Linked DNA regions of Mus musculus: region 2 is linked to region 1. A link is a loop called in an ENCODE intact Hi-C map of the cell type or tissue named here. Cell type or tissue: heart. All regions are shown on one strand. Links, peaks and the distances in the headings refer to the core of each region. The heading gives the core; the rest is flanking DNA.

The links. Peaks named below come from ENCODE experiments on the same cell type or tissue, not always from the same donor. Only the 100,000 strongest peaks of a DNase experiment are listed, where the experiment ranks them.
Region 2: it touches region 1 in a loop (2.1-fold over the local background); 4 of 42 quality-filtered maps call a loop at or near these places.

What each region holds. Positions count from the first base shown.
Region 1 is chr1:20,943,730-20,958,697 of GRCm38, reverse strand. It overlaps Efhc1 (EF-hand domain (C-terminal) containing 1), which reads right to left and starts at 7,072. Exons shown (of 11, transcript NM_027974.1): 1 at 6,902-7,072; 2 at 3,142-3,363. The coding sequence starts at 6,964. The region is part of intron 1 of Gm51618 (a long non-coding RNA gene); the gene reads left to right. In heart, for the core only: a CTCF peak has its summit at 7,194; a DNase peak (open chromatin) is centred at 7,177; H3K4me3 peaks cover 1,362 bases; H3K27ac peaks cover 1,694 bases.
Region 2 is chr1:20,995,664-21,010,631 of GRCm38, reverse strand. Tram2 (translocating chain-associating membrane protein 2) reads left to right here. Exons shown (of 11, transcript NM_177409.3): 5 at 3,721-3,779; 6 at 4,398-4,482; 7 at 4,995-5,065; 8 at 6,302-6,406; 9 at 6,651-6,794; 10 at 7,499-7,662; 11 at 8,997-9,235. The coding sequence ends at 9,070. Among named protein-coding and RNA genes, the nearest start is that of Gm51618, 44 kb to the right of the region's middle. In heart, for the core only: a CTCF peak has its summit at 7,674 (motif pointing left); a DNase peak (open chromatin) is centred at 7,611.

The sequences.
Region 1 (14,968 bases), core at 2,333-10,332:
AATTTGAGCTGATGTTGATTTAAGATGCTAGGCTGGATTAGGGGAAGGAAGTTGGTATTGAAGGATAGACAAGGGTGACCCCAGCATTTTGGCCCATGAGACGGGAAAACTGGAGCTCTTAACCAACTGACAAGAATGGACATGAGGGCATGTCGGAGGAGCGCATTTGGAAGGAAGAGGCGTGACTAGATAACATCTGACGTGCTCAGTTTGAGCTGTGTATTAGGAAGGTAGCAATAGAGGCAGTAACATAGCCATGTGTTTGGGAGACACCTTCATAGGCACCATAGGAAACAGTGAGCTCAGAGATAAGGACCAAGACTGAAACTGGAGCCACAGCCACACTCCTGAGGCATTCCCTTTCTAACACAGAGAGCGATTAGAGATTAACACTAATCTCCTATCTTTGCACATCTACAAATGAACTGTTATTATAAGACAAATCTATAAAGTTTTAGAAAGGCTAAACAAGGTACACACCATGGATCTTACATTACCTTATTTTATAGTCACTTTATTATACTCGGACTCTTATTTTAAGCTTTCTTGTGTGTGTGTGTGTGTGTGTGTGTGTGTGTGTGTGTGTGTGTGTAAGACAGACAGACAGTCAGACAGACAGACACAGAGAGACAGAAAGACAGAGAAGATAGAGAGGTCCCTGTGGAGGCCAGAAGAGGGTATCAGATTCCTTGGAATTGTAGTTTAAAGAGGTTGTGAGCAACCTGCCATGGGTCCTGGGAACCAGACTCAGATCTTCTAGAACAGCAAGCGCTCTTTCACGACTGAGCACTCTCTCCAGCCCCATGTTCAGATTCTGTAGGGAAACTGGTACCTTACAATGTATTTAATATTTCTCTAAGAAACTGACTGATTCACTCTGGCATTATTCTCAAGTTCACTGACAAGAACTATATTCAGTAAAATCTCTAGGTATTAAAACACTGCTGCAGAACTTGTTCTTGTCTATGTATTGAACTTGGATAGTTAAGTACATTTCAGTTTGTCTATAAAAAAAATCACTTGGGTTTCCTCTAACCTTTATAGAGCACATAGGAGATTCTAACTACCAGATAAAGTGTTACAAGCTGATTGCCTCAGCACTCAGGAGGCAGAGGCAGCAGGGTTACAAGTTCAAGGCTGGCCTGGGCTACACAGTGAAACCCTGTAATAAAAGTACAACCCCTCTATTATATAAAGCAGTTATTTGTTTGGCAGTTGATTGGTTTTTGTTTGGCTGAGGTTTTTTTCTGTTTGTTTTTTGTTTTTTTGGTTTTTGTATTTTTATGTTGTTATTGTTTGTTTGTTCTTTATGTTCATAACTAATAACTGTGGAAGCCAGAAGAGGTTGTCAGAGACCCTGGAAGCAGAGTTACAGGCAGCTGAGCTGTGAGCCACCATTTGGGTGCTGGGTTGAACCTGCATCCTCTGGAAGAGTGACCAGTGCTCCTAACCACTGAACTCTCTCTCCAGCACACTAACTGCTAATTTTCAGTCAATTGCCCCTTCTCTTGCTAAGAATAAAGAGCTCTGCCAGGCAGTGGTGCCGCACGCCTTTAATCCCAGCACTTGGGAGGCAGAGGCAGGCAGATTTCTGAGTTCGAGGCCAGCCAGGACAGCCAGAGCTATACAGAGAAACCCTGTCTGGAGAAAGAGAGAAAGAGAAAGAGAAAGAGAAAGAGAGAGAGAGAGAGAGAGAGAGAGAGAGAGAGAGAGAGAGAGAGAGAGAGAGAGAGAGAGACCTCTAAGCCTCTATGAGGAAGCAATCGGAATCAGTGCTAACACAAAATGTATTAATATAGTGTCACCTGTCCTGTGTAGGATGAGGTCATGATAACATGGAGAAAGGAAGGAAAAATAACATTTATATACTCTGATTAAAGATGTATCTTTTCACTGAATTCTATAGTCAATGGTCTTGGCTTGTGTTCTAACCTTCTAAGTTTCTAGAGATCACATTGCTTGTCTGAACTTTGAAAAACGACAATGGCAAAAAATGGAAGAGAAATTCTTGGCTTGTCATCTCATTGAATATGGAGGAGAAGAGACAAGCATAGAAGCTCAGAAGCCAAATGGATGGATGGATAGATAGATAGATAGATAGATAGATAGATAGATAGATAGATAGATAATTGAATGGATGGATGGATGGATGGATGGATGGATGGATGGATGGATGGATGGATGGACAAGTAAATAAATAAATGCAGAGGCTATGTGTGAAGAACAGCTCACCCAAGTGAGGACATTCCACTGTCAGAAGCTGCCCATGGCTAGGGTTTGAAGTTCAGTGGAGTCAGAGTTGAAAATAAATACTGACAGTTTGTCTGTCCTGAAAAGACTGAATCCACAAAGGTGGATGACATTCCTAAGAAGGGAGCTTCAAGAATCAGAACGGAACCCTCACATGCTTCCACCAAGGAGGCAGGGAGACCAGAGAAAGAGGGACCAGACAGACGGGAGTGGGAAACCAGGAGGGAGAACAGTCATGTGCGAGACCAGAGGCAATGGAGAAGTAATGGAATCAAAGACCTGGAACAGGCCCGAGAGAACAGTGGCGGCGAACGCCTGTCCAAACTCGCAAACGCATCGCTGCTGTCCCCAGAGAAGCAGTTTGGGGCTCAAGGATGAGATAAAATTCTCTTCCTAAAGGAGTCGGAGGTAGGAGGGGTTTTGTTCTTGTTATTTTGTGACATGTGAACTTTACTGGAGAAAAATAGTCACTAGAGTGTTTAAAATTTAAATAGGACCAATAAGGAAAGGGTGGGCGAATGAGTGAGTGAGTGAGTGAGTGAGTGAGTGAGTGAGTGAGTGAGTGAATGAAAACTTAAAAAAAAAAAAACCCTAACAGATGGAGATGTTTTCAGTCCATAGAGATTAAGGGCTCGCTGTTGTAGAGTAGGTGGGAAACAGAGCGAAGAACTTGAGACATCCCAAATGTGAGATTTAGAATTCAGGCAACTTTGAACTGTGTTTGGAAACTATTCCAGGAAAAGCCTGCTGCAAGACTCAGTTTAGGTGTCTGTGACTAAACGCTGAGGCATCTGAACAATTTTCTCGGAGAGGAATCCGGTGGTCTCCTGGTAACACGGGGCAAGTCTCAGATCTGAAGTCAAGGGGTGCCCTTAAAATCCCAGATGATACCTTTTTGTCAAAAGCCACATGCGCAGGAACAAACTCTGCAAGTGGGGCTTGCTTGAGTGGCCCGTAAGTTAAGATGGGTGCCTTATTGGCCAGTTCATCCAGCTCGGCCTGAGACAGCTGGTTGTAGTGGAGCCGGTCTCCACCTATCCCCATGGTGGGACGTCGGACAACTGCATAGCCGTTCCTGTAGTTGAGTGTCTGGCTTCGGTGGAATGCTGTTTTCTGAAGAAAAGGTGTATACCGTTAATGACCTCAGATAAGTCTTTAAGGAAAACAACTAACTTCCTAAACTACCATACCTTAAACTTCTGCTTTAAGAGTACATTTAAAAAATTATGTGGATGTGTGTGTGAGTGCAGATGCCCTCAGATCTCCTGGATGGTCAGGTGGCCATGAGCCACCCATTATGGGTGCTGGGAATTGAACTTGAGTTCTCTGCAAGAGCAGATCTTGCTTTTAAATGCTGAGCCACCTCTGCAGCTCCAAATGTTGGCTTCTTAGCATCACAAAACGTACATCAACATGTTTTGCTGCATGAAAAAGCTTTGTTTTTTAAACTGAAGCACTTGGGTCAGGAGCAAGGAGGGAAGTAGAAACCATCTAAGGTTAAAATAGAACAGCCCTGCTCTGTGATGTCCGATTCGCCTCTACCATACCACTTCATCTGTATTCTATTTTTATTTTTGCTAATTTTGTTTTTCTTCTCCGGAGATCATGAGTCATGACCTTTTCTGAAGTTCACCTGAAGCAACAACTCTTCTTATTATATTGACACTGATACATTCATATAAGCCTTTGAAAAGCAGCTTGCCGGCATATATGTGAACTCCCAGCAACCCTGTCCTTACACATTGATTTTTAAAATACATTCCCAAATTATGGGAAATAATAATATGCTTGAAGCTGACAAAGATATGTGCCATAATAGTGACAAAGATATGTGTGTGCCTATGATTCTTAAATGTTGAAAACAATCTAAACAGCACACATGAGGAAGAAAGGAAACAATGGAAATTTCACGTAGTGGATTGTTATGCCAGAATTGAAATGCTTCTAAATACCATGCAGCAGCCTGGTAAAGTATCTACATTTATTAAGAAAAAAAAAGCATCGTATAAAATTATATCAATACACTATAATTATAAGCATACAAACTGGAGTTGGTAAACATCTGAACTAAGTGTTTCTAGATTATGTTCCTTTTCTGCATGAATACGCATTTGTTTGTTATCAGAAATAGAAAAAAATAGATAAAGGAGGAAAGCAAAATTAAGGTTATAGCAATTCAGTGGGGGGTTATGTTCTTTGTGGGGTCACTCTCAAATTGTCCACATGCAATATGGTTAACATGTTATGCATACATGATTTACAAATAATCATAAACTTTATTTTTATTAAGAATAGAGAGAATAACTTGACTATCTCTCAGTTTCCTTGGAGTCTAGCCTATCCTTCCCTCCTCTCTTATGGTCTCTACTACCATAAAAGGTCTAGTGGTCTGGACTGAAGTATGTCCAAGACACTTCATCTTTCCATATAAATATTTAAAGTCTGGCACTCCTACCCACACTTGTAGAATCTCACAAATCAATTGAGCCTTTCCTCGAGGGTATCGACCAAGCACCTGAACTTCTGTTGTTGCTGGGCTTTGATGCGAGCTGCGCATTCCTGTACACACATGCACATATAATCCACACTTGCAGATACCAAATGTGTTAGCTGACGCTACACAGCATATGACAATGTCTACAAGTTTTAGATCATATAAAAATTTAAAAGTTCATTAAAACAGAAAATCTATGATGCTGGCCAGGCACCATATGCCAGACTTCTTTTAATCCAGTCCTTGAGAAATGGTGGCTAGAGATCATAGTGAGTCTGGGGATAGGCTAAGTTACACAGCAAATTTCAGGCTAGTCGGGTGAAAAGAGAGAGAAACCCTGTCTCAAACAAACAAACAAACAAACAAACAGGAATCACATTGAATGAGCTTGTAGCTTTAAAAGATGACCATCTTAATACAAGACTAGAAGAGAGTCTGAGAGTCTCACCACATTTTCAACTAAAATTGAAATCTGTGTCCCCTAGAAAACAAGTAGATGAAATAATTTGCCTTAAGAAATGGAAAGAGAAATGTAAGAGTCTGAATCATTAAACCGTATAAATACAAATGACCACTGGCTTACCTATGGTCATCGTCACCCAATCTTAATGTTGACTCTTCAGAATTACTTCTGTAACTCTGATAATTTTTTTAAATGCCGAATGCTTTTGAGAGTTAGGGTTGGGAGTGTAGCTCTGTTGTTAGAGTGTTTGTCTGACACAAAGATCTGTCTTTGGTGACCTGCCTGTAACCCCACACTTAGGAGCCCAGAGGATCAGTTCCAGATCAGCCCAGACTATATAGTGTGTGAAGTCAACTGGGACTGCTTGAGACCTGGTGTCGAAAGAAATGAACAAACAGTTAACCTATGTTAGGAGGAAACTAAGAACCCAAATTACTGTTATCACTTGGCTTTGATATGATAGGACGTGTTTGTTGTTGTTGGGGTGGTTTGTTCTGAGCATGTGTGTGTGGGGGGATATGAGTGTATATGCACATGCCTGTTTGCATGTATGTGGAAATACATATGAAAGACCAAAGTTGGCATGGGTAGGCTGCATCAGGTAAGGGTCAGTCTAGCTAAGCGTCTTGCTTGGGTATTAAGGATCTGAACTCCACTCCTCTTATGAGAGCAGCAAGTGCTTTATCCTCTGAGCCACTTCCTTTTCACGAAGCTCCTGTTCTGTCTGGTTTGGATCTGCTGTCGTTTGGAGACAGTGACTAGCTATGTAGCCCAGGCTAGACTCAAATTGGCCACCCGTATGCCTCAGCTTCCTGAAAGCTGAGATTACGAATGTGCATCGCCACCCTGGACTTTATTTAATTTAATATTTAATTTCATCTAGATGATGACTATAAACAGTTGGGGCAAAGGAGTAAAATGCAATCTGAACGGGAGCCCTGTGTGTTGGCATGTCTTTAATCCAAGCAGTCTGCAGGCCGAGGCAGGTGGTTCTCAGGTTCAAGGCCAGCCTAGGCTGCAGACAAGATAAAACAACAACCTCCCCCCCCACACACACACACAGTCTGAAAATGAATCATGTGTGTAAGTACACACACACGGGCTACAGAAAGAGAAACATTAAGTGGTTCATTCCTATGGTTGAGACGGAAGAAATACAAGGAGAGGAGGAAGAATGCTTTACAGAGAAAAACTACAAGAAAACCAGCATGTGGGGGCGGCGGGAGGTGGGGGATTCAATTCTAGGGAAGGCTGTAGCTGGAGAGAAAAGTGACCCTTAACTCAAAAGGCCAGAGACTGGGGTGGGGACCCGTCAGGAAAGGAGTACGTGGAAAAGATGCATACACATAGAGGAAAGGGGTTGAAGGGCAGTGACCCTGAGGATTCAGAAGCGGTGAGACAAATCCAGAATGAGGCTGCTGTGGAGAGACGGTAGGAGAGGATGAAGGCGCTGAGTAGGGTTACAGTGCAGCTGGGGAGAGGCCTGGAGACAGCCTGGGGTAATCGGGCCAGAAGGCAGGTAGATGGGGCAGTAAAGAAAGAACAGGGCCACGGTGAGGACCCAGGAGGGTGAGTGGACTACCAAGAGGCCAAGCAAAATCGGCAGAGGCTGGGATGCGCGAGGACGACGGAGCCTGCGGAATGAAGGAGCGCAGAGGCGAGCCAAGTGGAGAACCCTTCGGGCTGGCCCTCACCGTGGAGTCTGTAAAGGACGAGCCCGGGAGAAAGGGCAGGCCGTGCACCGGGTTGGTCCCCATCGCTGCCCTGCAGCTGCCACCTCGGTTGCCTTTTGCCGCTCGGGTTACCCTGGCAACAAACTGCACTCGCGGGCCTCTCCAGACTCCCTGGTAACGCCAAACACACTAGTCGAGAGAGGGGAGGAGCGGCGGGGAGGAGGGGAGGATGTTAGGGGGCGGGGAAAGGGAGGCGGAGGCCAGGTCTGCGCCTGCGCACAGCACTACTGACTCTAGTGGCCACAGGACGTGGCTAATGGGTGTGGCAGAGGCGGCTCCGCCCCCTTTCTTTCCCATACTTTTCCCTTTCTCCTCAGCCCCCACTTCCTGGCTCCCAGAGGATGCAACCTAGGGGTGGGCTGAAGAAAGCGGATGTTCTTAGGCCTTGGCTCGCGCAGTGAGGTCTGGGATTGGACCACGTCCCTTTAGATCAGTTGTTACAAAGAAGTTCCTTGCTCCACGTTAGTCCTCCCAAGAGCTCAGGCACCCTTTCTCTGGGGAAAGAGCTGCTGTCCTAGTCCAGACACAATGTACAGTGGTTGCTCCCCAGTGAAAGCGCTAAATACTTCAGACTCATCAAATTATGAGGCAAGGGCTGTGGATTAGATTATAATCGACTGCATTTTCGTTGCTCAGACTTGATCCGATTTGAAGCCCCAGTCTTTCCACGGCTTCCTGGTCCCCTCTTAGCTATCTGTTCCACCGTAGATTCCTATAGATTGTGTGCTGAGGTCTCAGAACTTTACTGGGTATCTGTTGACTGAAAAGCTGGAGAGTGCCTACGCCTACCTTAGTCCTTGCTTTATAGCTATAGCATCAGTGATACATAAGAACCACAGAGGAAGAGAGAACCTTCAAAGAGAGACCGAGTCATGAGAAAGAAGTAATTCAGGGGAGTGAAATATTGTCAGGGTCATGTGTACTGCAGAGTATAGCATTTTCTGGACAACTTTTTTTTTTTCCTTTAAAAAAAAAGTGACCCCATTCCTGAAAGATCATCAGGAAAAGAAAGAAACCAAGAGTCTGTCAGCATGGGGAAATAAAAGGGAAGCTAAGATGCCCAGAGATTTTTTTCCATTATGTCTCAAATTTCCTAGGAGTTTGGTCTTTATAACATGTTTTCTGACCTAGGAATTTAGAGAAACGGTAGAGTAGTAAGCCTGAGGGAGAGTATCATGGGTCATTTGCTGCCACCAGTTAAGATGGCAGCTGCATTAGTCAGGGTTCCCTAGAGGAGCAGAACTGATGGAATGAATAAACACATTGATTGATGTTGGCTGTAGGTGCCGAAGTAAATAGAGAAGCTTACCAAGATGCTAAGCCTTCATTTTCTGAAGGGGCAAGAGGGTTCATCCTTCTTGGAAAAGGCTGGCATCCCGCTAGCTCACTCCAGTGACTTTGTTCAAATATTATACAAGCTTAATTGGGGCTGGGAAGGTTCTAGCTACCAAAGTTATCTTGCCTTTGCTGCCCATGAGAGCAGACGAGCCTTTTGATCACTGCTAGCTATAATCAAAAGTAAGAACTCCAGGTTTGCTAGGAGCACCTTAAAACCAAGGTTGGTACAGCTGCAAGCTCTCACATAGGACCAAGTGCAGATTCTCTAGAGAGAGACGACATTTCCTCAGGTTTCAAACAGTCTCAAAATAATTTTTAGCTTCTACTAATTGACCCAAACATAGCGAAGACTTTGCTGAAACATTTCAATTAAATCCAGACATAAAGGTTTTACCATACCTTTCATTTAAAGCCAGACATAAATGCTTTACTGTACCTATCACTACAAACACACACACACACACACACACACACACACACACACAAACACACCACACATGGACACACCATACACACATGAACACACTGGATTTTGGTTTATTAGAGTGCCTTACAGGCTGTCATCCAGCTAGTCCAACAGCTGTCTATCAACCAAGGGTCCAAGAATTCAGTAGTTGTTCAGTACACAAGGCTGGATGTCTCAGCTGGATGTCTTCAGTATATGCCAGAGTCCCAAAGAAGTAGACTCTAATGTCAGTGAAGGAAGGGACTTGCTAGTCAGAGCAAGCAGGCAAAGAGAGAGCCAGCCTCCTCCTTCCACATCCTTTATATAGGCTGCAAGCAGAAGGTGTGGCCCAGATTAAAGGTGGATCTTCCCACCTCACGAGATCTTAAGGGTGCGTCTTCTGACTCCAAATTATTTCATTAAGAAAAATCTCTTACAAGTATATCCAGCCACTTGGGGTTTAGCGAATCCCAGATAGTGTCAGGTTGACAAGCAAGAATAGATACCATATCTGCTTTGCCTTTATGGCTGCTTATCACAGCAAATCATCCTGTGGGTTTCACTAACTGGCATGAAGCTTCAGGGGCCAGGGTGAGAATGCAGTAAGTAACAGCTAAAGATGTTACTGGAGAAGGCTATGCTTAACTCACAAAATTCTTTTCCTGTACTTCTTCCTTTCTCTCTACTATTGTTCATTCATGTCTTCCTCCTCCTCCTCCTTCTCCTTTACCTTCTTTTCTTCTTTTAAGACAGCATTTCATTATGTATTTCTTGCTGACCTCCTGAAATTCTCCACGAAGCCCAGACTTACAGAGATTTGTCTATTTAATTAAAACTTTCAATGAATTGACTAGCATCACAGCAGTTGCTGAAAATTTTAAAAAGTTCCCACCATTGCACCGTCCCCAAGCCAGTGACGAGGATGGCGACTGGGAGTAGTCATGATGAACATCTCAGCCCATCAGCTCCCCGCTCCTCAGTACCTCAAAGCTGCTGGGTATCCAGCATCAGTGATGAGTGACTCACCATGATAGGCTTGTACTCTTGCAGGCCCACGATCTCTCCATTCATATCAGTTCTCCTAAACCCCAGGGCACATAAACAGGCTTGGGAGACTATGGCTGAACAGTCTGGCTGCTCTGGGTCCACCTTCCCTGGTGCAAAGGAGGGAGCTTGTGGGACTGGAAGGGTCAGTCACACCTGAGCCCACTGCTCTGGAGGAATCAGTTTGTGTTTGAGGAGTGGCTTCTGTTCGTGTACTTTTAGAGTAAACCCTACTAGTCAAATGGTCAGCGGAGTGTCTTTTAGTTTACTTTTGTACCACAGAAGGGCATAGGTAGAGACAACTTCCTTGGTCTGTGGCCTTTAAAAATTGCTATCCATTTGGAAAGAGGACATGCCAGGTCGAGTCTCTGCCGTGATTTGAATGTGGTCTGTCCACTGTGGTGCTTATGTTGAGATGTAATTGCTATGGTGATAGTGATCATGGCGCGGAGAGAAGGTTTTGTCTTTGAGGTGACTAGGTCATGGGGCAGCTGCCTTTGTCTGGTGAGCGAGTTGTGAGTAGTTATTATAAGAAAGGGCTGTTATGAAGCAAGGTATCTTTTGCTTGCTTCTTCAACTTTTAAGGACTAGTAGTATGTAGCACATTAATACATAGTAGATGCAGACACCACATTCTTAGATTATCCCAGCCTTCAGAAACTGGAGTCACAACAGAATTCTCTGTTCTCTCTGGTGTGTGCTCGAACATTAGGATCATAGTGCTAGGATCCAGTACTTTGGAGAGTGCAGCAACTTTAAGGCTGAACTGAGCTAAACAGTGAGAGTCTGTCTCAAAAAACCAAACCAAACCAAAACCAAACAACAGCAAATAAGATGGGAAAAAAATGGTAAAAACTGGAGGAAGGGTTTGGGAGCTATGGAATGCTGTTTTGGGAGCATGACATGGCCTTGCGTTCGTGAAGGACAGCAGCTTTAATTTTAAAAAGTATTTTTGCACAAGACATACAAAATTGGACCCATCAACACTCTATCAGAGATGGAGAAGGAGCTCAGAAGGCTGGAAGATGTCTCCCAAGGAACCTGACAGGACAGGGCCTGAAAAGTCCCCTCTAGGGACTATTTAATTTAATATCCATCACTTCTTTGACTCTCTGTGAAGAACTGACTTCATGGTTTTCAATCCCACGGCCTCCCTACTCTTCAGTTGCTAAATTCCCAGGACAAATTCCAAATGGCTGTGTCTGTGTTCTGGATTATCTTGGCGGTGATTTTTGCTATTCTCCTCTTTTCTGCTGGACAGAAATAGCAGGCCTTGAATTCTAGGTGGGGGCAAGAGGGACAACTGGCCAGTGGCATGTCCCCAGAGTACCCTCCCATACTCAATCCCATTATCCTCATTCTCTGGAGCCTCTTATCTTAAAAGAGGACTGACCTTGTCAAGTGTCACACACCTGTGATCCCAGTACTCTGGAAGGGAGGAAAGAGGACCACAAAGTCCAGGCTATGCAGTATGCTGGCTAGTCTTATGTCACCTTGACACCCAAACTAGAGTCATCTGAAAGGATGGAGCCTCAACTGAGAAAATGCTTCCATAAGATCCAACTGTAAGGCATTTTGTTAATTTGTGGTTGATAGAAGAGAGTCCAGTCCATGGCTGGTGATGTCATTTCTAGACTGGTGGTCCTGGGTTCTATTAAAAAAAATTAAAAAGCAGTAAGAAACATCCCTTTATGGCTCCTGCATCAGCTTCTGTTTCCAAGTTGTTGCCCTGTTTGAGTTCCTGTCTTGACTTCCTTCAGTGATAGTCAATGATGTAGAAGTGTAAGCCAAATAAACCCTTTCCTCCCCAACTTGCTTTTGGTGCTGGTGTTTCATCACAGCAGTAGTAACCCTAAGGCACACATTAAGACTTTGCCTTAAAAATGGGGCTGTGAGTTGGTAGGAGATGGCTTAGTCTGTAAAGTACTTGGCAGGCAACTATGAGGACCTGTGTTCAGATCTGTGCACCTATGATGTCTAGCGATTAGATAAGAAAATTCCACCTTCACTTACTGTAAGAAAGAAATTCAAAGCGGGGGCCATTTGACGTTACCTCTATGGAGGGTGGCTAGCCAGCTAAGTACTTTTACTCATGTTGGGATAGTAATAATTATAGTAGCCAATGTAAAGAAAGCTGGAATATCAATGTCTAAACCTACAGTTAATATATAATGGCCTCAAACAGGAGGCAAATTGATGGTGTGGCTCAGACTATCGCCATTGTGGTGGTTTTCATAAGAATGGCCTCCGTAGGCTCATTATTTGCATATTTAATCATCAGGGATTGGCACGAGTTGAGAAGGATTAGGAGGTGTGACCTTGTTGGAGGAAGTGGCTTCCTGAGGGTGAGCTTTGAGATTTTAAAAGCCCGAGTAAGACAGGCTCAGTGTCTCTCTCTTCCTGCTGTCTGGAATCTGAACACAGAACTCTCAGCTACTTCTCCAGTTCCATGTCTGGCTGCTTTCTTTTATTAGAGTGTTGCCGTGGTCATGGTGTCTCTTCACAGAAATAGAACACGGAATAAGATATCCATGTACTTAAATGTTATTATTTTCCACCCGAGTAATAGGAACAACATAAGAAACTTTGCTCAATTCAGTTAGAATTGGAACATGTACTTCTGGATGTGCTGACATAAAACAGGGCCCCCTCCCTCTAAAAGGTCAAACAAAAAGTTATACTGAAGTGTTGTTTGCTTGAAAAGCATTTTATAATGCTTGAAGATAGGGAGGATGATGGGGTAATAAGAACTGTTTCTATGAATAAAGAGGTTGATACTGTTGTGGTTGGCGGTTTATAGCTACAATAATAAAGTTAATTGCACCTAGAATTGATGACACACCAAATAAATAAGAGAAAAATGGTGCAATAAATGCTTTGTTATGGGCTAGGCTTCCCACTAACAGTGAATATACAAGTTTAGCTTGCACCTGCCCCCACTTCACCTATAGGGAGAAGTTTGGAAATGTATGTTATTAATTTGAAGAAATGTTGTACCAATCACTCAAGGTGCTAAACAGTTACTGAAGCCACTGATTATTATAGATATTACTATGCAATGATTATTACAAACTTATGAGCTATAACAACAACGTTATAAATTTAGTTGTCACTTAATAGGCTCCTAATTGATCTAATTTTGCTCATATTTGGTGACTTATGGTAGTTTCTCCTTTCCCTGCCTATGCCTCAAAAAAGAAGCCATAAAGTCCCTTTATCTTGAGAATAATTATTCTCAAATACCTATGTTAATGTAGGTACTATAGCTGAATAAGCTTTAAATTATAAGTCCAAAGACAGGGGTTTAAGACATCAAGGAACCGTTGACTAGTAACTGTTTCCTAACTGAATTTTTTTTTTACCTTAATCCACTCACAGCTGTGAAAATAACAGACATTCCTCATTTAGCACTGGAGAAATATTGAAGCCCTCGCTTCGTAGATGACTCTGGAGTAATAAAGCTTTCAACTGTACACACACACACACACACACACACACACACACACACACACACACAGAGAGAGAGAGAGAGAGAGAGAGGGTTGAAAAGACGATGATAATAACATCGAATATATATATGTGTGTGTGTATATACACAGATATATGCATACATTACATACATATACACACATATATATTATATATGAAATATATATAATCATGGTTAGAATATAATTAGCCCAGGGAGTGGCACTATTCAGAGGTATGGCCTTGTTAGAATAGGTATGTCACTGTGGAAGTGGGCTTCAAGACCCTAATCCTAGCTGTCTGGAAGCCAGTATTCTGCTAGCAGCCTCAGATGAAAATGTAGAACTCTCAGTTCCTCCTGCACCATGCCTGCCTGGATGCTGCCATGCTCCCACTTGGTGATAATGGACTGAACCTCTGAATCTGTAAGCCAGCCCCAATTAAATGTTGTCCTTATAAGAGTTGTCTTGGTCATGGTGTCTGTTCACAGTAGTAAAACCCTAAGATATATATATATATATATATATATATATATATATATATATATATGTATATGTATATGTATATGTATATGTATATGTATATGTATATGTATATGTATATGTATATATACAGAGAGAGAGACAGAGAGAGAGACAGAGAGAGAGACAAAGACAGAGAGACAGAGACAGAGAGACAGAGACAGAGAGACAGAGAGAGAGAGACAGAGAGAGATTCTCATAGTTTCATGAAATCAATGAGTGAGTTCCTATGAGTTTATTAATGCCTCAAGCTCTTCCCTGCAATCTATGCAAGGAGAAGTCCTGGTGGAACCCCAGACAGGATAAAGTAGCTGGTTGGAGTATTGACATTTCCAAGACATGAGATCTTGCTCTGCCAATGCAATCCAGATGGAAGAGACCTTACAGATTAAAAGAACCATAAGCAACAGCCAATCAATGGCAGTATGGGCTCTGTTGGGACCCTGATACAAACAATTAGACATCATGTTAGTTATTTATAGCATTTGTAAAGTCACTGGGAATCAAACATTAGATATTTAATGATGCCAAGGAATTGATTAGTATTTTAGACATAGTAGAAGTATTATGATCTTTACTTTGAAAACATTTCACCTTAGCCAGATGTTAGATTCCTATAATCCTTGCACTGAGGCAGGTGGGTTGCTACAAGCTCAAGGACAGCCTATGCTACATAGGAAATTCTAAGTCAGTCTGGGTCACAGACAGCCAGTCACTCAGTCTCTGAATAAGTACAAAAGTAAACAAAAAACCCACGTAGATTAAAAAAGAAGGAGAAATGTCCATCTTTTAAAAATAATCAAGGAAGCATCTTGGGGGAAAGTGCCTGGTTTGCTGATGGGGTGGGGCTACAAATGAAATCAGGCTATCTATAAGTGGATAATTGTCAACTTGATTGCATAAAGATTTGTTATACAGTTCTGTCTGATTTTGTCTATGTTGGAAGTTTCTCCATAATGCAAAAGCTGAACAAGGGGAAGAATAGGGGAGAAGGAAGAAAGAAAAAGAAGAAGAAGAAGAAGAAGAAGAAGAAGAAGAAGAAGAAGAAGAAGAAGAAGAAGAAGAAGAAGAAGAAGAAGAAGAAGGATAAGGATGGGGAAAGAAAGACAGACAACCTCTGAATGACATAGAAGTATAGATTCTGTTTCTGAGCCAGGTAATGGCAGTGTATGCCTTTACAGCAAGCACTTGGAAGGCAGGCACAGGTGGACC
Region 2 (14,968 bases), core at 4,472-12,471, 50 kb before region 1:
TGAGCGAAATCATGTGTCCTCCTACTTAAAATAAGTTCCCCTCACAGCTGCACTGGAATTGTTTTCTCTTCCCTGCTTGTGAGACCTGGGCCCTGGAGCCTTGCTGGTGACATCAGCAGGGGCAGGACATAGCCCTCCACGTCCACCTCTGCCCTCCTGCTCTGCTGGCCGCGCCCCTTGTTGAAGTGCTCTGTCCACTAGCGTCATTCCATTCCTATGGTGAGCCCTTTCCTGCCATCTGTCCTCCACCCAAGTGCCACTTCCTCCAAACACCCTTCCTATGTGGATTTTCCACACTCTGCGCCTCCCTGGTATCTTACTGGTTCATATGTGTATTCTGTGTGTCTGCCTCAAGCTGCCTGCTAACAGGCAAGTGTGGTCTCTGGCACATGCTAAGCACTCAGTATCAAGTCTTAGTCTGATGAAGAAGCTATGAAAGGCATCTCCTTACCTTTTTATAAAAGGTTTGTTTTTATTCATGTTTGTTTTAGTCTCGCATGCACGCACTCGCAGACACACAGATATGTAACACATATATATGTAAATGGGTGCCCATGGAGGGCAGAAGACGGTGTCAGTTGAAGGGCGTTTTTGAGCCACCTAACATGAACACTGAGAATAAACCCGGGTCCTCTGGGAGAACAAGCTAGGTCTCTCTAGCTGCCCTTCATCCGTTTTTTAAGTAATGAGTTGATTTTCAGAAACATCATAGATGATCGGGATTTTGCTGCTGTTAGAGTTTTAAAGGACAGCCAGAATTACATCAAATTCCCTACCAGAAATTCCAGTTTTACCTGAGTATTTGACACAGATATTTTCCACAGGTTATATGCAAATAGGATGCTGATGAGTGAGGTTAGATTTTCTAAGAATGTCAAGAGGAGGAGAGTAGAGAGGGACTAGGGAAGGAAGGAAGGAAGGAAGGAAGGAAGGAAGGAAGGAAGGAAGGAAGGAAGGAAGGAAGGAAGGAAGGAAGGGAGGGGAACTGAACAGCCTACTTACTGAAGGATGCCAAGGGCCTGTGTGCACTGTCCCCCGCTACCCCCACCCCCACCCCCCGGTCTCACCAGATGTCTGACTTCCTATTTAAAACTCCAAATTCAGTAGTCAGTGACACAGAAAACCAAGAGTCAGAACTGGTTGCTGTCTACAGTTGCCTTGGAGTGATTATGAATCGCCTGTTTTTGTTTTGTTTTGTTTTGTTTTTCTTTTTCTGATAGGCAAATGACACTGAGGCTATCTGAGTCTAGGTAGCAGCTGGATTTGTTGTGTCTATATTTGGGTAGTTTTTCAGTTCTTATTTAAACAGCAGAAAGGAAGGCTGCTAGGAAAATAGGATGAATTGCTCCAGCACACTGAGGCCTAGCGTGGGTAGATGTTAATAGTCAGAAAAGAACAGGGTATTTGACCTGGACCCACACCCCCAACCCCCAGCCACCTGTCGAGGCCATGGCTTGGGCTGTAAGGGGTTACTATGGCTGCTGTGACTGTCACATGCGACCCTGGAACTCAGGTGCCTTGGCATGCCTGAGCTCAGAGGCAGCCAGCCCCAGCCCTCCCTTATCCTCCTTCAGACAGCTGCCTAGACAGGGCTAGAAAGGGCTCCTCACAGAGCATGAGTCACTTCTCCTCTGACTCTTAACTCTGCCTCCTACAGTCCCAGTGGACTGGACATTTGTGAGCAGGCTGCATTTTTCCGAGAAGTTTTTTTAGGCTTCTTGGCTTCCAAGTTCTGAATTCTCTGTCTTCTATGTGAAGAGGCCTGTTTAAAGTGAAGAAGTTCCTGTTTAAACACACAAGCCCATCCGGGCCTTGGGTCTCTGGGATACCAAGGCTCCTGGCCAATCTTTTTGACAGAAATGTATCCACACACCACCACCACCACCACCACCACCACCACTGCCACCACCAATCTAGGAAACACCACTCTTCATGTTAAATGCATAGCTGCTTCCTCTAAGAAGAGGCTATCTCACCCTTTAGGGTTTTCTGAATGGAGTCTGAGTGTGGCTCTTTAGGTGTCGCTGTTCCTGAGTGCCAAGGTCTGACAGAGGCACAAATGTGTGTGACATATACGGGGATGAGACAGCAGTGGTGTGGGTATGTCAAAGGTCACTGCTACCACACACCACCACCCCCATGGCTGGAGCCCAGTGCAGCTCTGTGCCTCACTGTGTGTGCGACCCAGGCAAGAGGGAGGACAGGAGGGGTGAGCAGAGAGTATAATTGGGATTATAGGGCTTGGGGGAGACCTCTTCTCTCCAGTCTTCCTTGCTGTATCTACACTAAGATGCCTGTGATACAGGTATCTTGATTGGCCCTTAGGTTGCCTAGCTCACTGTGCTAGGGAAGCCTAGGGTTGTAGCTTCAGGACTGTGGACAGGACTCAGCTTGCACGCTGTAGGTGAGAGGAAACACAGCTTAGCAGCTTCCAGTCATTTCCAGGAGCTCTGTGGACTTTGATCTTCCCATCCCCCAGCCGTGATGAGCCCCTGCCCTGCATCCCAGGGGAAGCCTAAGGTTCTCAGACTTCTCCGGGCCACCAGCTCAGCTGACAGTCTCATTTCCTGAAGCAACATGCCCGAAGCTCTGGGATGAGGAGGTTGGAGGCCCAACTCAGATTGCAGCTGGCTTACTGAACAAACCTCATTTCAGATCTTTCCAGACTGTGCCTTCATTTTGATTTTTTTTTTTCTGCAAGAGGTGACAATTTGTCTAGATGATAAGAGCCCCTCCTGGCTTGATTTGGTTTTGATGGTGTGTTTGGTTTTTCTTCAGAAAAGAGTTGTTGAGAACATTCATTTCTCGGTCACTCACTCAGTCAGTCAAATAGCTTTTCTGATTGGACCCTTGCTGGACATGGATTGTTTACTCCTGTGTCTTATAGTAGAGATCCATCTTGCCTGTCTATGAATGCAGTAGGTCTTCGGCTGAGGGGATGGCTAGTTAGGATTTCTATTGCTGTGATAAAACACCATGACCAAAAGCAACTTAGGGAGGGAAGGGTTTACAACCCTACAGCTTGGTGTCCATCCTCCAGGGAAGTCAGGGTCACAGTGTATCCATAGTCAGGAGGTACAGCAAGATGAATGCTGGGGTTCAGTGCTCCTTCTCCTTTTTATCTTGCCTGGGACTCCAGCCCACATGGGGGTGACACCCACAGTATGAGCCTTCCTTGGTCCAATTTAGAAACTTCCTTGTCGACACGGGCAGAGATTTGCCTCATACACAGGTGGTTTTAGAGCCTGTGAAGTTGACCATCAATATTATCCATCACAATGATGAGAAGAGTTTCAGTCTCCGCTGGGTGTTGCTCTTCTCGTGCAGGATTGTTTTATTATGGAAGCAATTCCTGAGTGTGTACATGACAGATACCTCACTAGACACTGTCACATAAACATTTATTCCCAACAGTAACTCTGTAAAGTTAGTTAGCATTTCACTTTACACATGAGCCTGGGGAACCTTCAAGAGACTGACAAGCTGTTTTCAGTAGACGTAGCTTCTGTCAGACCCCTCTGGAGACATGGGTGGCCAGACCCAAGACCATGGCACATCACTCCACAGTGGGACAAGTGCCAATGCACGTCCTACACCCTGAGGTCCTTTGTTCCCAAAATCTGTTTGTTCCTCTTGGCATCAATGATCTCGGGGCCAGTCAAGGCCCTAGCAGGTCACATGGTGACATCTCTAAATGCCTTCTCTTCTCACCCATCACAGGAAGGATATTTAACAAACCCAAGAAGCCTCTGGGAAGATTACCCGCATGTGTACCTCTCGTGAGTATTTGTGTGACTCATTAAAGCCAGTGATGAGCAAGCTGTGAGTTGAGCCTGTAGAGCATGGGGTGGCAGGCAGTCTGTCTGTTTGAGAATCTCCACGTGAGGCATTATCTGCATTAACTCCACAGAGGTACCTATTCTGCACGGGACAGATACAAACACAACTCTAGATTTGTGTTTTATTGGAGACCCTTTAAATTCATAGCACATCTTCCCCTCCATACTCATGTTCCTACTTGTGATGCTGCCAAGACCAGGCCTGTCTCCCTCCAGAGGCCACACTGTATTTCTTAGGCCTCCCAGAGCAGCAATAGCAAAGGGTGTGAAGCTGAACAACTTAGAGCCTTTCTGTGGTTGTATTCAGTGGTCCTTCTCTGGGTTAACATGATGTGCTTGGTCGCTACTGCTTCCTCTAATGGACATGCTGTGACCCCTTAAGTGGTCTTATACATGATGCCTGCCGTGGGCGTGGTGATCCCTGCATCCACCCCTCCCTTCCTCCCTCCCTTGCTTCTGGTCCTGCTGTTCACCCACAGTCTTGGCTTAGCCCTTTCCTTATGCTCTTGGCAAGTCCCCTGGGGATGTTCTTGGTCACACCAAACCCCTCATCTCCAGCTTCCAGGTGAAGTTTTTCTACTTGGGACAGCTGGCATACTGGTTGCACTCACTACCTGAACTCTACTTCCAGAAGGTGCGGAAGGTGAGTCTTCCCTTTCCCCACCCCCTTTAGAGGCCTCTCTTTCCTGCAGGCCTCCTGTTTTTCCCAGTGACTTCTCCCTTCCCTTTCTCCGGAAGCATGATGTGTTGGCTGATGACAGGGAACCACACAGACACCCACGAGAGTGTTGTCAGGGTCTTGACTCCTCCACGAGATGTGTGCCCACTGGCAAAATCTAATCTAATCCAGATATTTGATCAAGGCCGTCTCGCCATCCCCCATCCATTTTTATAATTTTCCTCAGAGTAATGCAGAAAGCCCTCTTCCCAGTTCCTGTGTCTTCATTCCCAACCCAGAGTTGCCTTCTGGCACCAGTCTTGAATCTGCTGCCTCGGCCTTCTTGTTACTAGCCCGTGTGTGTGGTTCTGGTGTGACATGGAACCGTGGGAGTATGGAGACCTGACCCTTCCTTGTTAACCTCTCATGTTCTCTCAGTTCTAATCATATTCATTTGGAGTCTGAGCAAGCTCACTGTCTGCCCATCTCTTTTCCAGGAAGAAGTCCCACGCCAGCTGCAATACATTTGTCTGTACCTTCTTCACATCACTGGGGCATACCTCTTAAAGTGAGTGAGTGTGGAGGGAGCCAGCCCCATTTCCTCGCCCTTTCATGCCTCGGTGCCTACCCACAGGGTCACTCAGTTAGCAGGCATTTAGTGCATACTGGCTTTTAGAGGAGTACCTTGCTACCTTGGGAATACAGGCAGTAGTGGAGGACTCTCCTATCTCCAATTATTCATTCTCCAACTGGTAGGAAAGACAGTCTATAAGAAAGATGGGTGTGATGCAGTATGGACCGATAGCCAAGAGAACCCAGAGGGTTAGCCACCTGTTCTCGAGGCAGAGGCGAGGAAGGCTTCTAGTAAAGTGGTCCTTTGAACTGTGACTTTCCAGTCAGAAACTTGGCTCTTGCCACATGGTATCCAATGCGGCTGGAGCAGTACGGGCCCTACAGTTAATTTCAGTTTGTCTTATAATGAAATAGAGAGCGGGTAGCCATATGGTTGCTCTGGAAGTGTGAAGCGTTACTACATTAGGCCTCAAGTGCCTCTTTTACAGACAGTATTTTGATGAATGAACTGTGCTTGGTAACTGGGCTTTTTATGAACTTTTCATGCTCTGAGTAGGGCCCAAACTCTGTGTATGCTAGCCTTTGAGAGCTTCGCTGTAATGCCCAGATGTCTTGGGGAGCCCTGTTTCTGAGGAGCTCATAACAGGCTTCCTGTGAGACCGACCAACGTGGGTGAATAGTGTGTGTGGCGGAGCCCATCAGCTCTCACGTTCTGGCTTTCTGTCTCGAGGTGAAGGGTCATGGCAGCTGTCTCAGCCGTGCTCTGATGTGGGATGCTCACAACTCACATGCAGAAGGGTTATGGTGACAGCATCACCCAGCAGTGAGTGTTGAGCACCACACACGGGGAGAACTTCCTGCTTCCTCAGATAGTGCAAAGTCAAATAGCAGGAAATCTTCATATATGTACCCCCAAAGCCCAGCAACCTTGTTCTAGCCCCCCCACACACTTCTATGTATGATTCCAGTAGCATGAGCATAGAAAGGGCCAGATATCATGACGTATATGGATCAGGTTCATTGTAGGGACAAGCAGGTGAAATGGATCAAAGTCTGGGGAGTCAGTACAAGAAAACTACTGGAAGGTGCAGCAGCCGAACTGTGAGGAAGGATAAAGCACTGTCCCGCAAGAAGTGGATGGCAGAACAGAGAGCAGCCTGAGCTACCTCAGACCAATGGCTTCTGCTCTGGGGTGTCGGGCAGGGAGAGTAAGGCTTGTCTTTCCCTCCAGCCTGAGCCGCCTGGGGCTGATCTTGCTACTACTGCAGTACTCCACCGAGGCCCTCTTTCACATGGCTCGGCTCTTCCACTTTGCAGACGAGAATAACGAGAGGCTGTAAGTAGGGTTGCTGGATGCTGGCCTGTCCAGAGACTGATGGGGTGGGACCTGGGTATCTCATGCAATCTGACTGTTTGAGGGGTCCCACCCTACATTTGTGTCTGTTCAGGAACTTCTGAAACTCTCACCTTCCTGGGTCCTGTTTGATGCTCTTTCCCACTCTGGGTTGCTTCTGGAAATGGGGTGAAGGTTCCTTGAATGACTCCCAAAGCTGACATCCCTTTTCTACCCCTGAGAGCAGGTTTAACGCCTGGGCTGCTGTGTTTGGGGTCACGCGTCTCTTCATCCTCACCCTCGCTGTGCTGACCATTGGCTTTGGATTGGCTCGGGTGGAAAACCAAGTGTTTGACCCCGAGAAAGGGAACTTTAACACCTTGCCTTGTAGGTGAGTTGGCAGAAGTCTGGGGTGGTGAATAGAGGGGCTCTCTGAGCACTGCCAGGTACCTCCTGAACATGGCGTGTCTTCATAGAAGGTCGGGGTACAACCTCCCACACAGTGACGTTTAGGGGCAAGTATGTTAACATCCGTCTCCTGCCTCTGTCCTACATTCTTCAGTCCACAGCTTTCACGTGCTCTTGTGAGGAACCCAGTCCAGATGCAATGTGGGGCCCCTCACATTTTGCTCAGCAATCATGGTGCAGAGGACATTTTTCATCCCAGCGGGGTTGATCATGACACTCTCAGGAAGCTCAAGATAGAAGCTTCATCTTTTATTTCAAGCTGTGTGGTCCATGAAGCTATAGGCATTAGAGTGTGTGTGATCTTGATATAGGAGAAGAAAATTATTTCTGCACTCTCATATGCTAGCTCTTTCGAATGTTAGCAATATTCATCTAGATTGTTATGGGCCAGGCATGTGGGAGAGAGGACAGTGGTGGATCTGTAGGATTAGTTTGATTGTGGTGACCATCATCACCTTAGGGCCTTCACCTCACATTGCTCGTGTACCAGAGAAGAGACAGACTGAAGAGCACACCCTTGCTGGTGTCGGGAGCTGTGGGGAGGGTGGGCCACAGGAGCTACAGAGACCTCCTTCTGCAGTCTGTAGACCTGAACTTTGCCCATAGATCCATTTCTACCCTCCGCAGGCTTGGCATGCTGCTGCTGGTGTGTGTCGCCCAGGCCTGGCTCATGTGGCGCTTCATCCACTCCCAGTTGCGGCACTGGCGGGAGTATTGGAAGGAGCAGAGTGCCAAGCGTAGAGTCTCTGCTGTCCCCAGGCCCCCAGCCAAGCTCCTCAAGAGAGAACCTGGTGAGTGACACCCTGTGGCAAATGAGCGAGTGGCTGGGGACTGCAGATTGGTGAAGGAGAGCTGGCACTTAAGTGCTCCACAAACCAGTCCTGCTGGCGTCCCCTCCTTGTAGACATTTTTCTCCCAGCCTGGAACACGGTAACCAGCATGTAATTGGCCATGAGCCAGAGACCCAGTGTGAGCAGGCTGGCTCTAACAGGGCCTGGCTTAGGGCAGCACTGGGTGGGGGTAGCTTCTGGCATGTAGCTAAGTTCTCCTGCTGTTGCTGCTGTTGTCACCCGTGTCCCGTGCTACAAAGTGGCCGTGTGTGTCCTTACCTGCTCTTGTGCTCTCCGTCTTGGCCCAACCCTGCCTCCGAGGCTTCCCATCTCTCTTCAGGACTGACTGACTCACAGTGACAGTGTTAGGGAGGAGCCATGGAGATGGGGCACACACATCTCCTTTAACTCCTGAGCATCCTCAAGTGATCCCCTATGCTCACAGGTCCTCAGACATTGTAGCTCAAGTCTACTACCCAGCCTTGCTTGGGGCCTGGCCTGTCTGCATGCCTGTTTTCTGACTCACCTGCATTTTCCCATGCAGCTGCCTGCCTGGAAAGAGCCTGTGTGTGTGTGTTTGTTTGTTAGCAGTCATTTGGATGTGAGGAAGACTTGGAATGGGTTAGGAGGAGGGGTTTCAGTGATGCCACAACTCATTAAATTTGTGGAGGTATTTTTCTCTCCTTTTTTATTCTTGTTGTGTTTGGTTGAGACAGGATTTCTCTGTGTAGCCCTGGCTGGCCTGGAAATTGCTCCATGGACCAGGCTTGCCTCAAACTCAGAGATCCCCCTGCCTCTGCCTCCCGAATGCTGGGATTAAAAGCTTTGACCACCACCCAGCTTGGTCAAAGGAATGTCAGGCCTTGCCCCTGCAGTATCTTGTTCCCCATTTCTTCTCCTTGTTACCATTCTTGTTGCTGAGACCTGTCAGAGCTCTGTGGAGCTGAGGGATTGAGAACACTGGGAGAACTAAGAGATTAACGCCGGCATTGCTCAGATCTCAGTGTAGGCTGCTGCCCTTTCCTCAGTTTCTGTGAATCACGGTAGGTGCCCTCCACTAAAAGATAGTCAAAGGCTAAACATGTAAAGCAAAGCCACTTATCAAAGACACTAGGACAGGCAGCAATCTGCCCTGGACTGTCTCTGGGCTTCCATTGGCTACAGCCTGCTTCCTGGTCGGATGGTCTGCCTGCCACAAAGCCATGTCCCCATAACACCCGACCCTCCATGTCTCCATTTTCCTGCCTCAGTGTCAGCTGAAACCCTGTGTGTGTCTCTTCTCTACATTCCCCCAGGTTACCATGAAAACGGAGTGGTGAAGGCAGAGAACGGGACCTCCTCACGGACTAAGAAACTCAAGTCTCCCTAGCGCCACTGTGCTGAGAACAGGGATCCTCTGGATGAGGAAGCCCTGGCCCCAGCTCAGTCTCTCCACCCTCCTGCCCATGCTCGTCTCCACCAGCAGAAGCCTTGGCATCAAAGGGGGAGTTCCTCTCTACCTTCTAGTCTTTCTCTTCTTTCATAAACCATTCTCAATAAAGCCAAAAATCTTATACTCTTGCTCCCCTGAGCCGCCAGATGGCCTCACCTCTGTCCTATCTTGAGTTTTCTCAGAGGCCTGCATTCTCCTGATTGTCTTCCTGCTCCTTCCCTCCTCCTCCTCCTCCTCCTCCTCCTTCTCTCTCTCTCCCTCCCTCCCTCCATCCGTCCCTCCCCCTGTCCTCCTCCCCTCTCCCTCTCCCCCCTCTCCTCCCTCTTCCCCTCTCTTTCTCTCTCCCCCTTCCCCCTTTTCTCACCTTCCTCCCCTCTCTCTTTCTCTCTCTCTCATGGCTGCTTCTCATCCTCCTTTCTTCCTAACTTTAATGTGCAATTTCTCTGATTTGTACAACCGGGGGGAGCTAAGATGGCAGCCCTGCCCTTGGGTCTCAGGGCTTGCCAATCTGGAAGCCTCTGGCCAAGGAGCCTCCCCTAGAGCTGGTGGCAGATCCTCGGTGGCCCTTGTGGACAGATTGGATTACAATATTCTTGGTGCTGACCGACAGACAGTCAAGATGTAGGATTCTGGTTCTACGCATCCTTCGCTTTGGGGACATAGTGACTTAATCCAGAAAGACAGTGTTAATTAACTATTGAGTCCCAGGACTCCAGAGAGCTTCCAGTGTGTCATTTGAATTGGAAAGCAGCCTGCCTTCACTCTCTGAGGGGACATGCTAAGGAGGATGTGCCTTCCCACTTGTCCCACAAGAGCAAAGCACATCAAACATCTGCCTCTTCTAGAAAGGTGGCTCGACAAACAGAAGAGTCGATCTGGACCATTCTCCACCCACCAGCATCTGAAACCAAACCAAAAGGCAGTTACAAACCCGCCCAAGACACGCTGTTCCCAAGTCCAGAGATGGCCTGCCCCAGCCGGCCAAACTTGCAACCTCAACTTCATCTCTCTGCAGAAACAGGAAGCCCCAAGGACTCCATCGCCCGCCATGTGTTCCTTTGGCCACCTTCCCTCTGGCCTCACCTGAGTGTTCTTTTAAAGTTGTTAATGTTGTTTGTTGAGCACACCCAGAGCCTGACACCAGGATGCCTCAGGGTTACTCTTCTGGTTGCATGAGCTGACACAGCCATGTCCACAGGAGTCTGTGACCCCCTTCCCTTCGGTGTTCTTTCCTCTCTCTTCTACCTGAAGACGGGGTCATCAGGTCCTTATGGTACCTTGTGAGGACTTTTAGAATGGATTTAGGCTTTAAAGGGTCCCCAAACTCTGAGCTAGAGTATAGGGGAGCAGTTCTTGGTAACACAAGACATTAATGTTACCTAATATTCTGCCTGGCCTTCCTTTGACACCATATCTGAGACCAGAGCTTGAGTGTTTACCCATAAAGAGGGAGCTGGGTCTTCAGCAAGAGCTCCCTTCCAAGCCACTGACGATGGATGTAAAATCTAGTTTACCCACAACTGAGGAATTTGGTTCCAAACACCAACGTGGCATTCTTTTTCTCTGTGTCCAGCTTACACATAGACATGCTGGATGTGTTGAGCATACAGAATAGAGATGAGATCCCCTTGGCTTCTTGTGTGTGAGCTTAGGAAACAAGACAGAATTTTGAAAACTCATTCCTCTATTCTCTCCCTCTTCTTTCCTGGCCCTTCTCTGGGCATCCCCAAAGAATTGATCTGGCACCTTTCAGCCAGTGTAGCCCACCTATCCGGGTAGGGATTTTAATTGAGTTTATGCTTTGAAATGCCTTCTGTTGCTGTGTGGAAGCTCAGCCGGTGGCTCCCAAGCTCACCTTACCCCATCAGTCTAGGTGACCTCCTGGACCATCTCCAAGCTAAGAGCCTGCCTCCCTAAGTTGCTGGCAGGCCCTTGCCAGCTCACTGCAGGAACTTCGTCTCTAGGCTGAACTACTTAGTTACTCCTTAAGTAAATACTTGTGACAAGCATGAGACATGTGAAGGTCTTGGAGGAACAGGGGTATAAAGAGCAGCTGTCTTGGATCCAGGGGTCCTGTCCCTCTGGAGGGGTTTGTTATTCCCGGTACACTTAGATGCCTGAGATGATATGGATTCATTCCTTAGAAGTCTTGCAAGCGTCCTCTGTTGCTGGTTTGTTGGGATTGATCTAGGCTCTTCTAGAACATAAGGTCAGTAGTAGGAGTTTGGGGTGTTCATTTCCAGAAAAGCCTGAGACCAAGGGCAGCAGCTCGCCAGCCTTGACTTCTGGGCTGTTAGCAGGCTTGGGAGAACTATGGGGTGCTTTCTCACCCACCCAGCCTCTCTGGCATTGATGTTATAGGAAAGCCAAGACTTTGTGAAGTTGGCACAAACCTTGTTGCCAGAATTACAGAAACTAAGTTCCACACCATCCTTCAAACATGCAGGCTAGCATGTAATCTGGGTGCTCTGGCCCCATTCTTTGTTTTTATGCAGGCTCTCCTGTCCCCAAAGTACCACACCCTTAGTGAAGGACCTGCCATACTCCGCCAAGTTTGAGATGTTCAGTACCATCTACCAGGACCAGAAGATTCTAATCACTACCTCAGCAGCCACTGCCTGTCTCTCAACATCCCTGGAATTCCAGTAGGTGCCAGTGGCAGGACTGGTGGACCGAGAACCCCCTGTTGCTAGTTGCCCTCCCCAGAGGTGTGGTGACTCAGGGGACAGTTACTTCTACAAGCTCCTCAGGCTTGGGTGCCTACACTATGAATTAGCTCCTTGTCTTCCTCCTATGGTCAGAGGTGGTCCTGGGGAAGAAGAAGCAGGCTAAAGCCAGGGAAGGAGGCTTTCTGCTATTCTGGTCAGTCCTAGCCCTGTGTCCCTAACTGGTTCACAGCAGCGGCAGCAGCAGCAGCATGTGGCTAGCCTAAGGGTGAACTTTAGTCACTTCTATTTAGATGACTATGCTCTGGCTACTCACACAGTACTTTTGAAGAGTGCCTGGGACTGTAAGAGCCCCTGAAGGTTTATTCCCCTGTTTAGTCCCCTCCGGCATTTTTTTTTTAAAGTAGGAACAGAAAGAGTGCATTTTCCAAAAGTCTACAAAGCTCACTTAGATTCCACACATCCTCAAAGAAACTTGCTGACTTCTTGCAGCGAGGGAAGGCCTTCATTTGCATTTGTCTTTAATGGCTTTCAGCCTTCCTGGTTGGGTTTGCTGAAGTCTGGAGTGGGAGGAGGTATAGGGTCCGGGCTTAGGGAACTTTCTCTGCTTGAGGGCCTCTGTGTCTACAGCACATTCTTCTCTCTGGCTCTGTTCTGGTGCGGCATGGACCGACAGGCAGTGAGTCAGAACAGTGAGCTGCTCTTCCACCTCCCTCGGCGTCCTGAGTGCAGCCTCTTCCCTCAGAACAGGATGCTAGGGAGAACATCAATGCCAGGCTTTTGAAAACATCCGTAGAACCCTTCTCCAGCCCGTGGTGAGCGTGAGGAGGATGCTGGCACCGACTTCTCGCCCTTTCCCTGCCTTTTAATACAAGTGTTAGCTCCATTACATCTGCTTTCAAAGCTTTGCAGATGAGAAGAAAAGTCACGCCGAGTGGCCTCTGTGAAACTTTTGTTCTTGTCCTAAGCAGGTCCTTGTCCTGTCACTCTAAAAAGTGCCTTATATTGCCTTGTGGCCTTCACTGGTACTGTATGGCCTGGCCCCCCAACTGCCAAGGCTCTAGGGCTGACTGGCATACAAAGCCAATGACAGCATACCTCAGTACAGCTCCAGGGGAAAGGGACATGGGTTGACAGTATGTGTCATTTGTTATGACCCTCTTCTCCCTCACACATAGCGTGAGACCTTGCTTGTTCTCTTTTTTTTTTTTTTTTTTTTTTCTAGTCTCCCATTGTCTGTACCTTCTGGCTGTGGAAGCTTGTGAGGTAACCCAGCTGCAGACACCCATGCCTCCTGTCTAATAAGGGAAGCTTGGGGGTTGGGAAAAAGGTCACCTCTGTGTACCTCTGGCCCTGTGTGGCGAGCCCTGCTCTTCCAGTTTCCTCATTCCCACCCCAGGTTAGAAACAGCACCCTCTTCCTATCTGTTTTAGTTCCATGTAGCCCAGAGTCTGTATGAGGAATGTGTTTACTTGTGCTCCCTTGTTCCAAGTCTTAGCTCATTGGTAACCTGTTTGGCAGTGCCTGTGATCTGGTAGCTGCAAAGCTCCTGGATTCCTGTCAGGGTTATCTTGTGTTCCTAGTACCACACCAATCCCCTCCCTGACCCTAGCCTGCTTGCCTGCCTGTTCCCGCCTGCCATTCCGGGTTGTGCAATAACCCTCCCAGCCGGTGGTCTTGTCCCTTACTGCATCCATCCTGCAATATCTGGAGAGAGGGGACCCACAGGAGAGGTCGTCATCATCCCTTACAGAAGTGTCAGTCCCTTCCTATTGCTGTCATTCGCACGGCCCTGCGTGGGTTTCTGTGGCAATCTTACAGAATGTGTTGTGACGTCTTCGAGATCTTTACGTTGTTTTAAAAAATAAAATAAATGTGTTGAAGAAAACAAAAACAAAAGCATCCTCAGACCGGGACATTGTCAGTGTCTGGGGATAAGATCAGTCTGGAGTCGCTGACATCACTATCATCACCAAAGGCATTCCAGGGTTTCTTGTTCCTGTGCAAACAATGGGCCATGTTTCCAAGAATCAGCCACAGTGGTGAGCCCTGTCCGCCCCGCTACTGCTCGCCCACCCCCATGATGGGGCCTGGCTGTGGTGGTGAGTGCTGCATTCTTTGGGGTACAGATTCATGTGTGATTAAACCTCACTTTTCAGTTACTCTGTTTAACACACACTTGAAGGATGAGCGGAGGAGCTGGTGCCCCTGCGCAACTCACAATGCAAATGTGGACACTTTGACTGTTTTTCTACATTAGCCTGTTCATGTTATGGACCAAATTCAACAAGGAACTCAAGGAAAATGTGTACCTGCCATATTTATGCTTTCTTATTAAAGGGTTGGGGGAGGGGCGTCTTACTTTTGGTGAAGTCTTTTTTTTTTTTTTTTCCAGAGTCCTTTTTCCACTGTTTCTGTCTGGTTTTAGAAACAAGCTACAGTTTTGTATGGATTTTTTAAATGTACATTTTGAAACAAATGATCAAATATTTTCTGAAATACATGAATAAAGGGCACAGAATTATTGGTCATAACAATCTCTGATAGGCTTCACTGGTGTGTTGTATAGGGTAGATTTTTGTTTTTGTTATGTTTTGTTGTTTTGTTTTTTTTAAGTCTTGATTCTTCCACTTGTTTTTACTTTGAGAAACAAGTCTGTGTCAACTTTAGTTTTTGTCTAAAATTTTTCACTATATAGTAATTGGGGTTTTTTGTTTGTTTTGGCTTTTTGTTGTTGTTGTTTGGTTGGTTGGTTATGTGTTTCGAGACAGGATCTCACTATGTATTTCTGGCTGACCTAGAACTCACTGTGTAGCCCAGGCTAGCCTCAGACTCACAAGAGATCCACCTGCTTCTGCCCCTGAGCAGGATTAAAGGTGTGTGCCACTGCAGCTGGCTGGGTTGGTTGGTTGGTTTGGGGTCTGTGGGTCCACAGCAGTAATGGAAGCTAATGAACTGGGGTAGGGAGGGCACTTGCATTTCCCATGCTTGTGAGTAATATGCATTGTTTTTATTTCGTCTCTAACAACAAAGGGGATTTCCTAAGAGGTTATGTAAGCTGGAAGCACCAGAAGGAAGGCCTCTGTTTTGACTACTCCTGTGAAGGCATTCAGCTTTGGAAGGGACACGGGTCTTGGTCTCCGTGAATGCAGTGTCCCCAATTTAGTAA